Regions from separate parts of the Mus musculus genome. Here region 1 is linked to region 2. Evidence: chromatin loops called from intact Hi-C (ENCODE). Cell type or tissue: left cerebral cortex. All regions are shown on one strand. Each heading gives the region's core, and the rest is flanking DNA. Links, peaks and the distances in the headings are about the cores only.

Evidence for each region. Hi-C counts contacts between places; a loop is a spot of excess contacts. Peaks named below come from ENCODE experiments on the same cell type or tissue, not always from the same donor. Only the 100,000 strongest peaks of a DNase experiment are listed, where the experiment ranks them.
Region 1: a loop joins it to region 2, with 3 times the contacts of the local background. A loop is called at or near these places in 8 of 42 quality-filtered maps.

The regions. Positions count from the first base shown.
Region 1 is chr8:95,449,189-95,455,709 of GRCm38, reverse strand. It overlaps Csnk2a2 (casein kinase 2, alpha prime polypeptide), which reads left to right. Exons shown (of 12, transcript NM_009974.3): 11 at 2,267-2,360. The coding sequence ends at 2,343. Among named protein-coding and RNA genes, the nearest start is that of Cfap20, 18 kb to the right of the region's middle. In left cerebral cortex, for the core only: a CTCF peak has its summit at 2,958 (motif pointing right); a DNase peak (open chromatin) is centred at 2,961.
Region 2 is chr8:95,715,733-95,722,253 of GRCm38, reverse strand. It overlaps Setd6 (SET domain containing 6), which reads right to left and starts at 6,341. Exons shown (of 7, transcript NM_001035123.4): 1 at 5,984-6,341; 2 at 5,760-5,901; 3 at 5,453-5,647; 4 at 5,213-5,333; 5 at 4,153-4,333; 6 at 3,919-4,061; 7 at 3,247-3,778. The coding sequence starts at 6,317. The coding sequence ends at 3,473. Cnot1 (CCR4-NOT transcription complex, subunit 1) reads left to right here. Exons shown (of 49, transcript NM_001372353.1): 47 at 616-748; 48 at 1,477-1,611; 49 at 1,769-3,323. The coding sequence ends at 1,847. In left cerebral cortex, for the core only: a CTCF peak has its summit at 2,779 (motif pointing right); DNase peaks (open chromatin) are centred at 2,758 and 3,578.

The DNA.
Region 1 (6,521 bases), core at 1,760-4,259, 270 kb after region 2:
TTAGGACCTCTGGAAGAACAGTCAGTGCTCTTAACCATTGTGAGTTATTAACCACTCTCCAGCCCTGTGAGGTTTTTTTATTTTGTTTTGTTTTTGTTTTTGGGTTTTGGTTTTTCAAGACAGGGTTTCTCTGTATAGCCCTGGCTGACCTGGAACTCACTTTGTAGACCAGGCTGGCCTTAAACTCAGAAATCTGCCCGCCTCTGCCTCCCAAGTGCTGAGATTAAAGACGTGTGCCACCATGCCCGGCCAGCCCTGTGAGTTATTAAAAGACAAAATTGTCACTCTTTATTTTCAAGGTCAGTCAGAACACTAGATGTCTGGCATCAAATTTTATTTATTCTAGATCACTGAGGCCACTTTATAGATGATTTTTCTTAGTTCCCAAAGGTGTTTGCTTATTCACTAGTAGTAGTACCTCTGAGGCCAGGCTATCTACCCACTCTCATAACCCTGATCTTATAGACTGAAGGTATCTAAGATTTGTTTTCAAGCATAAAATGTGTATAAAAACTTAGTCAGCAATATTTTTTCTCATTTAAAAAAGTAGTTAGCGCACCCTTATGTGTTTCTAAAGGAAGCAATGTGTGAATAAGAGGGCTCTGAGGCGAGGGAGCAGGCAGTGTGACAGCTGGACTCTGCCCTCTGACATCTCGCACTGCTTACGGTTTGAGTGTAGATCTCCCCATTGAAACTTCACATACACTGACCACGTGCTTGAAGAGGTAGCTCAGTCTAGTCCTGGGTGAGGCTGGAAGGGATGATGCTGGGTAGCGACTTGACTCTCAGTTCACTCTGAATCAAGATGAACTCTGGCCTGTAAGGTTTGGGTGTATTGTCTGACCACTGTGTGCTCTTTTCCTTTTTACCTCTGGAGTTTAATATTAACTAATATGAAGAATATATTGCTATGGTTTCAAACTTAGAGCAGAAGTTTAAGGTGACAAAAAGTGTAAAGGACTGTTCTTTTAGCTTTCTGTGCCTTAGACAGGTGACATTCAGTTGTCTGCACAGAGTGGTGGCACACGCCTTTAAATCAGCCACTCAGAAGGTAGTCAGATCTACTTAAGGCCAGCCAGGAACACATAGTAAAACTCTGGGGGTTTTTGAGGTTTTGTTGTTGTTGTTGTTTTTTTAAAGTCAGGTGTGCTGATGAAAATACCTTTAATCCCAGGACTCAGAAGGCAGAGGCAGGTAAATCTCTGAGTTCAAGGCCAGTCTGGACTACAAAGTGAATTCTAGGATAGCTAGCCAGGGCTACACACAGAAACCCTGACTCAAAAAAAAAAAAAAAAAAAAATTGCCGGACAGCGGTGGCACATACCTTTAATCCTAGCACTTGGGAGGCAGAAGCAGGTGGATTTCTGAGTTCAAGGCCAGCCTGGTCTGCGGAGTGAGTTCCAGGACAGCCAGAGCTACACAGAGAAACCCTGACTCAAAACATACAAAACCAAATAAATAGAAAGCAATATTAGTGTAAACAAATGGATGTGCATATGCATAAGGATTGCATATTTTAAGCTATCTAAGGTGTTGGTGTTCTGTCTGGACTCCACCCCCACAGTTACCTGGCAACAGCAAGGCCCACTATAAAAGGGGCTGTGTGCCCCCCATAAGGTATACAGTGAGATTCTGTCTCAGAAATGATAACTAAAACAATCTGATGAATGTTTCACATAATTCATTATTTGGTTATTATCCAAATAAACTATGTATCTCACTGCTCCTTAAAGTCAGTAGACTGGCTCTTTTATTCATCTTTTCATAACATGCTTATCATATATGCTTTAAAGAATTTAGGGGCTGAGTATGATGTTGGTACTCAAAGAAAAAACTGGAATAAATGTGAACAGTTGTAAATTAGGGTTTCTGTGCTTTTCAGCAGTTGGATCTATATTCTAAGGAAGTAGAAGAATCACCTAGAAAAAGTTTCCCAGTGAGCATGAAGCCACCCTGGCTGAGCAGGAGGATCAGGGTGAAGAAGAGGGAAGAGTTCAGGGCTAGTTTGAGCTCCTTGTAAAACTTCATACCCAAATCCAGTGTTCAGTAGGAATTGAGACAGTGATTTAGTCGTAAATTGATTGCCTAGCATGTGTGAAACTACACCCTGCTTTGAGGGAGAAAAAAATAAGGAATTATTTCCTGATCCTGCCTTGATGCCTGGTTTTTGTGTGACCTGAGTCCCACATAAACGTGCATGTAGAAGAAGAAAGGCAGATTGGCCTCAGTGCTGGTGCTGATGTGGGGAACCTGTGCTTTCTTGCAGACCCGGTGGTGAAGGAGCAGTCCCAGCCTTGTGCTGAGAACACCGTGCTTTCCAGTGGTCTCACCGCAGCACGATGAAGCCTGGGGAATCGACGGTAATGCGGCACTGATGCTTGCCAATAAAACCAACCAACCAAACAAAAACTTGAAGGAAACTACAGTGTGATAAAAAGAAATTCTAATCATTCCTTCTAAAGGCAAAGAAGAGTAAAGACCTAAAGTCTGTCAAAAGCAAGAAACTCCCCAGTACTAGTCTGCAGGGAGCTGGCTGTGCAGTGTGGCAGAGCGCATAGTTCAGGATCTGAGGGACTCTCCCTTTGGAATGCATGGGAGATGAGAAGCTCGGAGTTGTTGTACACGTACCTGCGTTTAACAGGATACCACTGTTGAATTAATCCGTTCGGTCAACAAGCTCTGAATATCTGACTTCCTATCTATTCCATTGTGGTCTGATTTTCTGTGAGAATTCAGGCTCAAGTTTTAGCAAAAGTCAGCAGTCTATTCTGACACACCAGCCTCATTTACAAAAAAAAAAAAGGATTAAAACAGTGACAGTATTTTTTTTAAGCTCTTTTACAAATTCATGTGTTATGTATTTTTTTATGACATGAGCTCTCCAGGAAATGTACCTCGTTCCTGCAGTTTGCTTCTAAGTGTATTCATTGGGAAGCAAACCGCCGTTGCTCTCGCCACGTCCTCTTTGGTGTCAGAAGATGGCACTGTAACTCTCGAGATGCCAAGAACAGGTCCCAGGCTCGTTAGATGTTCCATGCTGTGTGCATGACTTGGGGCTCACCTTTATTGATTTGCCTAACTATTGAATCTTGTTGCCTTTTTTTTTTCCTCTCTCTCTCTCTCTTTAGCTTTTTTTCCCCCTGGCCTTGTAAGAACCTCACAGTTTCTCAGCACATCTTTGTGAGGGCGCTACTTCAATGCTCCACTTTAAAACAAAGACTATTTTTGTTCACTACCATAGCTATAGCTGGAAAGTTAGTCTTCAGGCAGGTCAAAGAGGGAGGAAAACAGTTCTATTAGGATTTATTTAGGAAAGACCTCACGGGTGTAAAAAGGCCGACCACCATCTTCCCTCCCCTAACCCTGTGACAAACAAGTCTGGCTGCAGTCAGGATGGTGGGCAGATGGAGCTCTGATAGGTCATACATGAATGTGAACGCAAAGACATCTCTTGCATGCGGCTGCTAGCTGTGGGTAAGGCTGTCCTGGAACTCCTGCAGCTGGCTGGAGAGGGAGAGCCATGGCTTCCGGGAGGAAGTGGGGCTCCTGGAGCAAGTGTCAAAGCTTTACAGATCCACTGTTACCTTCACGTTAGCAGAAGCTAAATTTTGTTTTTTGTTTTTGGTTTTTTGTTTTTTTTAAATAGGGCTGATTTGATTTGTGGGATTGGTCACTGACATGGTTTGCCAGCTAGTCCCCTCTCCTTGGCTGCAGCCACGCCTCAGCACTGGGGACCTAACATGCTTGAGATATCCACCACATCACACTTAGGGTTTCTTCAGAAACTATTTAATAATGCCACACATTTTTATAAGGTTAGATTGTTTGTTCGAAACATCTGTTTACATTCCAAATTCCAATAAATTTGTATTGGTATTGGTAGCAGGTCCATTTCTAAATGCAGATTCTATTTTGTTGTTTGGTCTGTAGGAACTTAAAAGGCAAATGTAACTCTTCTCTTGATAGTACAGAGTTGAGTTTATAGATGAAAATAAGATCTTGGGCCAGTGGCATGGCAGGTATAGATGTTTGCTGCCAAGACTGATGGCCTGAGTTCAGCCCCAGACCCATGTGGCAGGGGGAGAACCTACTCCGTGAGTTGTCTTCTTCCCACACCTGTGCTGTGGCATGTGAACACATACACAATAAATAAAGTTTTTAAAATCTTTAAGATCTTTATAAAGCAGGACATACATTCAGTTAAGGTTTTTATAGAGCTGCTGCCTCCTCGCGTTGAGCCCTGTGTTCCCATGTATATATTTGTTCTTCCTGAGAGGTGGAAACATAACATGGCCGAGACATGACCAGTGTTAACACATCAAGTATTGGGGATTACCATGGCTATTCTCATGTGCTGTCACAGGCAGCCTGGATCCTTGGTGGTCAGGGGATGACCCAAGCTCCTCTTCCCTCTCTCTCTCTAAGTTGTTCAAGAGCTTATTGGAGGGTCTCAGTTGAGCAGTAATCCCACCTCTTTGCCCTGGGTCCTCCAGAGACAGTCCAAACATCTGGGAAAAGAGTTGGCCATATTCCCCCACACACACACAACCACTCCCCCCAGCCCCCTGGAATGCTGGGGGGAGGCCCTTGAGTGACAGCTGGGGGCGGGGCGTGCAGCAGGGACTGCACTTTACCTCTCCCGCCTTGGGCTTGAGATGCTCCCCCTGGGTTTGTACTTGATCTTAGGCTGACCTTTCCCAAACTGCAGTGTTAGTGGACCTTTCCTGCCTGTCTCACATCTCCCTTGGTATATATGTAACATGTATGCCCGGCACAGCTTGCTCCAGCCTCCTGGAGATTTTCCCTGGGTTTTAAAGAGTGTGTATGAGTAGTGGTGAGGCTAGGAAATTTACCCATCCAGTATCCTTTTTATATTCTTTTTAAACTCATCTCATAATTCTCGTTTGTTTCATTACCTTATTAGAGGTCAAAAGTGCCTATGACAAGGACTTAATTATTTCCTAATGAAAAGCAAAAAAAAAAAAAAAGACCCCACAAAAACCTGTGGGGAACAGGGTAGTGTTGCACTGTCATCTCAGGTATGCCTGTGTTGAAGAGTGCACCTGGTGTAATAAGAAGCCGCTCCAGGCCCAAGTTCCTATCAGTTTCTCTCCTTGGTATCCACAGGGAGTGCGACCGCAAGGTTGCCTGGACTAAAAGCCATGCTGAGAATGAGAAGTGTGTTGGTGACAGTTTGTCCTTTTCAGGTGCCAGTCAGCTGACCTGCTCCCGTCCTTGTAGGTGGCTGGGTAGAAGCCAGGCCTGGTGGACCTTACCCTAATGTCCATGCTTCGGGCACATGGGTTCCCTGGTTGAAAGGGAGAAGGTACTCTCAGTCCAACTACTGAGAGAAAGGAGCTAGGAGTCCCTGAAGCTTAGAGAAGGTGGCTGGCTGTTGGGAGCAGGTGAAAAGATCCTGTAAGGACAGTGTTGTAAAGGTGGGCCTTAAGAGCTCATACTTCTAAGGATGAAACTAGGGGACACTAAGTTCCTGTTGCAAATGCCTGGAGAGGACACTGCCCCTGGCTGGGGTCCTGTGGCCCTTGAAAGGTAGTTGCCAAGCGCCTCAGGGAAACAATCTAGGTCTCCAGGAGCTAATGTGTCAGCAGAGCTACTTGGGGGACAGGAAGGATAGAAAGAGTTTATATGTGCATTGAGATAAATGTAGGAGCCAGTTAACTTTCTGTTAACACCAGTTAAGATTCCCAGACACCACAGGGAAGGGAGTTTCTAGGTAAGAGCTGGGGAGAGGTGGTTGCAGAATGCCAGCCCTTCTGAAAGCAAAAGCAAGCAGGTGTCTTGAGCACACAAGAACCTGAATTTGTCAGGGAGCTTAATAAATTAAAACTGAAGTGGGTTCTGTCTTTAAAAAATAAGCCCAAGGGAGGTGGCCAAGAGTGCTTGCTTTTGCTATGGCGGTCTTGGTTGTAGAACCTGGCAAGGATGGATTATACAGCAGACGCATACTTTGTGTCAACCAATGTGCTACAAATGTGACACTTGACCCTGAACTGCATGTATTGGGGATTTTTAAAAGAAAAAACAAACTTTGAATCAATAAATTAACAGTTTTTTCCACTTGGTGGCTCTTCTTGATGTAAATGGTGAATTGGGGACAGAATCTTGTTATCCAGTGGCAAGTTTGGATAATCTTCAAGAACCAAGGAGCCTTCTGTTTGCAGGGGAAAAAACACTGCCTGTGTTGTGGTCTTTTTCCAAAGGAACACTACAAACCCAGTTCCTCCGTGTAGCCCTGGATGACTGATGTGGTGCCGTGTCAAATCCCATTTTCCTAAATAAAGTTTCTGTTGACAATTCCTGGCCTTCCCAACTAGGAGACAAACCGTTGCTTCGGACCTTAACTTGCATTCAGGGGATGGGGATGGGCCATAAACTTGGAACTTCAAAGACCTGTGGTGGCTGAGGCTGTCACTCTGGTGTGGAGATTTCCTTAGGAGTGAGACCAGTGGCACCCCTTGACCCCTGCTTCTGAGAACTGTCTGCTTCTGTCGCATGACTTT
Region 2 (6,521 bases), core at 1,657-4,156:
CAAGTGTTTAAGAGTCTTTGTGATCAATGGTACAAACAAGATAATCAAATACAGATAAGAGATCTATTGCCACCTGAGCATGGTGGGAGATTCTGGATTTGAAACTTTCTCTCCAATTATTCTACCAAAGTACTTTTCAGAGTATAAGGATCATTAGGGGCAAGAGTCTTATAAGGGCTTTGAGGTTAGGACTGTTTTTGTCAGAGGAAGACATTGCCTTCATTATGTTTATTTCATGTGTACAATTTTTCAAGTACTACATGAAATAAAATGTTTTAAGTAGTTGGATGTTGAGACAATGCAGATTAGCTTTCCATTGTTGTGTAGGATCAAGATTTTCAGTAAAAATTTTTTTAAAGAATGTAAGGTATTTTGCTGATTCATAATATGGATTGCAAATAACGCCTACAGAAGCAAAAAAAAAGTTCATATCCAGAAAACCAATAGTAAATCGCAAAATTAGAATAATACTCAGTTTGCCCAAGGCCCACCATGCTAGATTATGTCTGACTGATGGTATCAGTCCCCCTAAGAAACCAAAGCCTAAGGAAACTCATTTGTCTCTCATACTGGCCTTTCAGAGCAAATCCTAAATCTAGTTTCCCTAATTTCTAGGCCGATATCTCTTCTTAAATGCAATTGCGAACCAGCTACGGTACCCAAACAGCCACACTCACTACTTCAGCTGCACAATGTTGTACCTTTTTGCTGAGGCGAACACTGAGGCAATCCAGGAACAGATCACAAGGTGAGAGATGTACTGTCATGATGCCTTAAAGGGGCTCTTTTCTCCTGTATTCTGACTGTCCTGAAATTCACTCCGTAGACCAGGCTGGTTCAAACTTGGGGATCCAACTGTTTCTGCCTCCTGAGTGCTGGGATGGATGGTGTGCACCACCACTGACTGCTTCCGCTGTATTCTGAATGAGTTCTGTGCATTCCCAGTTTCGCTGTGTTATTATGCTGAGCCATGTCTAAGGAATTACAAAACAAGTTGATAATGGACAGTGGTTTGCTTTGAAATGCTGGGTACTAGTTTACAATAAAAGCAACATTAGTTTCTTGGTGGTAGCTGTGGCAGTAATGTTTTTTATCCAGAATCTTGTTGACATTTTTGTGTACTTCATGTTTTTAAGGTTTTAAAGGGAAACAGTAGGGTCATACTGTTTGTTTAAACTGTATAGGATTGGATATTAGTGCACAATATAGTGGGGTGTACATACAGACTTGTACTTTACCTCTTCGCCCAACTAAATACTTGTGCCAGTTTCAGCAGCAAAGGCCTTAATCTTTGCCACCAGGAAACAAAAAAGTTTAAGAACAAAGATTTGGTACTAGCCAGCACTTGTCATGTAGGAAAAATTTCACCTATTTTCATATGCTAAATTCTGAGTGCATTCAGGGAAAGGGGCAATGAAGGCATAGTTGTGAATTTGTTTTTAATGTATTAACTAACTCTTCTATACCCCTTTTTAGGGTTCTCTTGGAACGGTTGATTGTAAATAGGCCACATCCTTGGGGTCTTCTTATCACCTTCATTGAGCTGATTAAAAACCCAGCATTTAAGTTCTGGAACCATGAATTTGTACACTGTGCCCCAGAGATTGAAAAGTGAGTTAAAATGTTAATTACCAAGCAGGGAGACAGAAAAGAATGTGTCTAATTTGGGTCTGTGAGTTAAAAGGGCAGTTATAGCTAATTCAGATTAAGAGATCTTTAGGCTTAAAGTTTGTTGTGAAGTTAATTGGTGCTTGTCTCCACTTCTTAGGTTATTTCAGTCTGTTGCACAGTGCTGCATGGGACAGAAGCAGGCTCAGCAAGTGATGGAGGGGACCGGTGCCAGTTAGATGAACTGTGTATATCCCTTGCAGATGCATCAGCCTTGGTCCGCTGAACCAAGTTCATAAACTGAAGATTCCTCCTGACTTTCCTAGCCCTTTGGTTCTCAGGGGTCTGCCCCACCAACTGCTGGGGTTGATCTCCTGTCTATGTGGGCAAGTTCCAAAGTTTAAATGCATTTTTTTTTTGACTCTTGGCCAAAATTTAGAAGATGCTGTGAATATCATTTTGAACTTGTGTAAATATATGAAAGAGAAAACTTTTGTCTGAAACTTCTTGGGTTTGTGTAAAGTGTGTACGTATGTAAACTACCTTGTAACAGGCAGTTGATGGCATGCTCTTGTCTCAAGCATAGCAGCATGTCTTCCGACATCCATGACATTCCAAAGATTAGCAAATACTGAATTCATGCAATTTTTTTTTAAAACGTAGCTAAGGAAGCTTACAAAGCCACATAAGTTATAAGTGTAGACTAGATAGACCAGGGGGTTCTGCTTGCCTCTGGAAAGGTAGTTGACCTGCTTTGGTGGTCCTAAGGGAGAACATACCCAAAGAGGAACATCTCTGGCCTGCGATTCTGCTTCACCTTGTTTAGGCTGTACAGCCTAGTTAAACAACAAAAGTCAAAAAGACTACTACAGCTGCTGCTTTTTATAAGGATCAGGATCGTAAATGTTCCGTGAACAGCTAGGCCCGTGTTATATTTTGTAGCCTTTGTAGTTTCTGGGCCTTAATCAGCTTTCATGTATGTGTGAAGACGGTAAACATTAAAGTCATGACATGCATATGAGTCCACTGTGCCTTTCTCAGTAGCAGCAGCAGCCAGTGCTGGTTGTAAACGTGGACAACCCAGCCAACTGGGAAATGTCACTTTAAAAAAAAAGATGTATTGATTTTATATATGTGAGTACACTGATGCTGTCTTCAGACGCACCAGAAGAGGGCATCAGCTCCCACTACAGATGGTTGTGAGCCACCATGTGGTTTCTGGGAATTGAACTCAGGACCTCTGGAAGAGCAGTCAGTGCTCTTTACCACTGAGCCATCTCTCCAGCCCAATAGTCACTTCTTAATGACCAGATTTTCCTGTTACTACTTGATTCTTTGGGAGTCCTGCTATTGCATAGTCCAGGCTAGCATCCCTTGCCTCACTGGGACATTACAACCATCCCCAGTAAGGACATTTTGTGTACCATTTCTGTGTCGACTGGAGGAAGCTGTTAGAGCAAGAAAATCTGTGTGGTTAAACTATATTTAAAAACTTGTGTGGGGGTTTTGTCTTGGTATGAGTATTTGGAAGAATTCCACTTCTAATTAATTTGTCCTTGAGAGGTGAGTTGTGATAAGACTGATGGTCCAGTAAGATGTCATACTTCACGGGAATGTGCTAAAGAAAGTTTGAACTTCTCAAAGTTGAACTCAGCCCATGTTTATTAAGTTCTAAAAAAATCTGATGGCATTAGTAAAAATAGCATGCTCCTAAATCTGCTGACATCAATCCAAACGTGCCGACATGTAAGTTTACTTTTTAGCTATTTTTCCTTTGATTCTAACTGCCAAATAGCAAAAGTCCCAAATTTCCCTCCTCTCCAAGCAACAGAACATGACCTTAAAAGGTTCTCAGGAAGCCTGCTTAATTTGTGAGTTCCAACACCCGATGTAAGATCATCTTCTGACCATAGCGGACCTGTAAGGCTTGTTGTTCGCGCCAGCTCAGCGTGGCATAGGCCTCCTTATTACTGAGTAAGTCCTGGTCTGTTTTTAAGTCTGTGGTGTAGGTCTGTAGGGTCAACAGAACACTGTTTCGAAGAAGCCGTTTCCATGATTCTTGGAGCTTGGGGATATCTGTGATTGCCAAACTGTCGTCTTCTGTCTCCTCCTCTCCCCATCCAGCCCGCTCTTTATAGTCTCTGAACTCCTCAGCAGGCATGCACAGTACCTACAAGAAATATGGGCCCTTTAGTTGCAATGTGCTACTGTGAGTTTCAAGACAACCATACCACTGTAGAAAGTTAGGTCCCTCCCCTTTCTTTGGTTTTATTCTAAATACCAGCAACCCATACCCTGTCAGTCCTGTACCTTCAGTGTGGTGGCTAGCTCCTCTTCAGTCAGCACCTCCTCACAACCTATCACAAAGGCTCCCTCTTCCCCTACCATCTCCTGTTTGCACAGGAAATCCCAGCGTTCACACACGAGCAGCTTTTCAGTTTCATCCTTTGTTCCTATAAAGTAATGGACGGAGAGAGCCGACATCAACCCCAGCAAGACAAGTGCAGTCAAGAGGTATACAGAACCTGGGATGGGCAGACGCACCCTGCAGTGCAGCATCTCGGACTGTCACCATCTGAATGTCAGCCGTGTCGTCTGTGTTGTTAGGATAGGGCTCAGCAAAACCATACATATGAATCAGTTGCCAGTTAGCCATTTGCCCATATGTGTTGAAGATTTCATGACCTTCAAGAATGGGCTGAGTAGCCACCATCCGGAGATAATCCTGGGTTAAAAGGATAAAGCTGGGACCACACCATAGCCCCCACCAGACCACTTCTCTCTTGGAAGAGCCTACTGAATGTGCGCTGAGGACACAGACCATTTGTCTACTGTTCAGTCCTGTATACTGAGGGGGTGAAACCAACTTTAGAGGTCAATTTAGTATATTAGGTGTATCTGCCTAGTTACCTACACAAGCTTTAAGAAAACCAAGCCTAGGCCTGGTGATAAACACTCAGTGCTCAGGAGACAAAACTCTTGAGTCTTGGGCTAGCTATATATATATATATATATATATATATACACATACACATACATACATACATACATACATACATACATACACACACATACATACACACCTGTCTCAAAAACAGAACAAGTTAATCCTCATGTCAAAATAGCAACGGAGGTAAAGAATAAGTGAAAGTCACATCTGCTTACACTGGAGAGCAAAGTTTGACATGTATAGACGAAAACTGGAAGCTATGGGCCTGGAACCTTGGATCCTGCCTCAGCCTCCTAAGATTACAGGTGTTAAGACGCTGCCAATATTTACATTACATAGACGTCTGTCTGCTCAAGTTTTCCTACAGAATCAACACTAAAGTGGGGCCTTTCTTACTATGCCTCTGGCCCATAAACATCCCACCTCCTAATAGCACTGAACTGCTGTTAATGCTCTCCACAGGGCCTGAGGTGACTTGGCAGAGCAGGCAGCTATTCTGGTGGACTTAGGGTGTGTCCACACCATCTCAGTTGATATCAAAAGTACACCGGAGAGTAGCTAGTCTCACCGCATTTTCACGATTAGTAGGAAACTGGAGCCCAGTGATTTGATTTGTAATGCACACCACCTGACCAGGGATAGGGGTCCACTCACTGCCGAGTACTCTAGATTGGCATTATGATTGGCTATGTGGTTTAGTATGTCTGCAGCAGGCACCATCAAGGGTGAGTTGGGCTCCTTTTCATCATCATCTTCCTCCAGCGGTTCTTGAAAGCTGCCGCAGAGAGAACTCAGCTAAGGCCCAGTCTCGGGTGAGGGACCTGGAGTTCACTGTTCTTTCCCACCTTCCCTCTCAAAGATGAGGGTCTGCTCCTCTAGGCTTTAATCACTGACCTATAAGCCATCACGAGGGCCACGAGCTGCTGATAGAGTTCCAGGGAGCGAACAGAGGGGCTGAAGAGATCCGAGTGAGCCTCCATGAAGGGCAGGACGATGGAATAGTATTCGCTACGGATGTTCACCAAATCCTTCTCCACGGCTTCGGGGACACCTGTACCCTTTAGGAGTCGCAACCGCTCTTCCTCCGGCCTGCAAGGACAGCCCACCCGGAGCCCTTCGCAGCCTTCTCATGCAGCAGGTGCCCAGTCCCAGAGCAAAGAAACTGCAACAGGTTCTTCCCGGCCCTTCCCTCGGCTCTCACCAAAACATGGGATGCTCCAAACGCCCCAGCTCTGGCCAGAGCGCGAAGTAAGGGCTCCAGGGTGATGCTGGGGCCTGGAGCTCGTGGAGCAGCGCCAGCAGCAGCGGCACCCACCCAGACAGGCTCTGCAGCGCGCCTCGCTCTAGGGAAGACACCAGGTGAACGTCCAAGCGCCACTCCCTTGCCAGCCTCCGAGCTGGTCCCCCTGCCCCTTCCTTACCCACCTCGCTCCAGCAGGCCGCTGATGGAACAGGTGTGGGGGGACAGAAGCGCGGACCGCGGCACTGCGAAAAGGAGCTCCCCGGCCCGCACGCTCTCCCGCGCCACCATGCCATAGCCGGCCACCGTGCCCTGCCGGCTCACCGTCACCTTAGGACTCAGCTCCAGCCCCACTCGCCTGCACCAGCGCAGGAAGCCGGCCACCGCGTCGCCCTCGGGCTCGCCGCCGCTGGACCCCGCAGGGAGCGGCAGGGGCGCGCGGGCAGCTCTCGGGGAGGGACAGGGCGCGACGAGGGGCGACCCGCCACTTACCCGCGCGCGCTTGGCGGGGGCCGCCATGCTGCGAGCAGCCGGGTCCTCACTGCGCTTCCGGGGCGGAGCTGGGCGTTTCTACTAAACCGCTCCGGTTTAGGAATCGCGCGTGCGCGTGCGCACCGGCCTCCACCCTAGTTCTGGCCGTGTCCCGGAGAGCGGCGTGCAGGGACAAAACAGTTTCTTCCTCTGTGGAGGCTGGGCTAGTATGCCGTAGTGACCGACTGATGG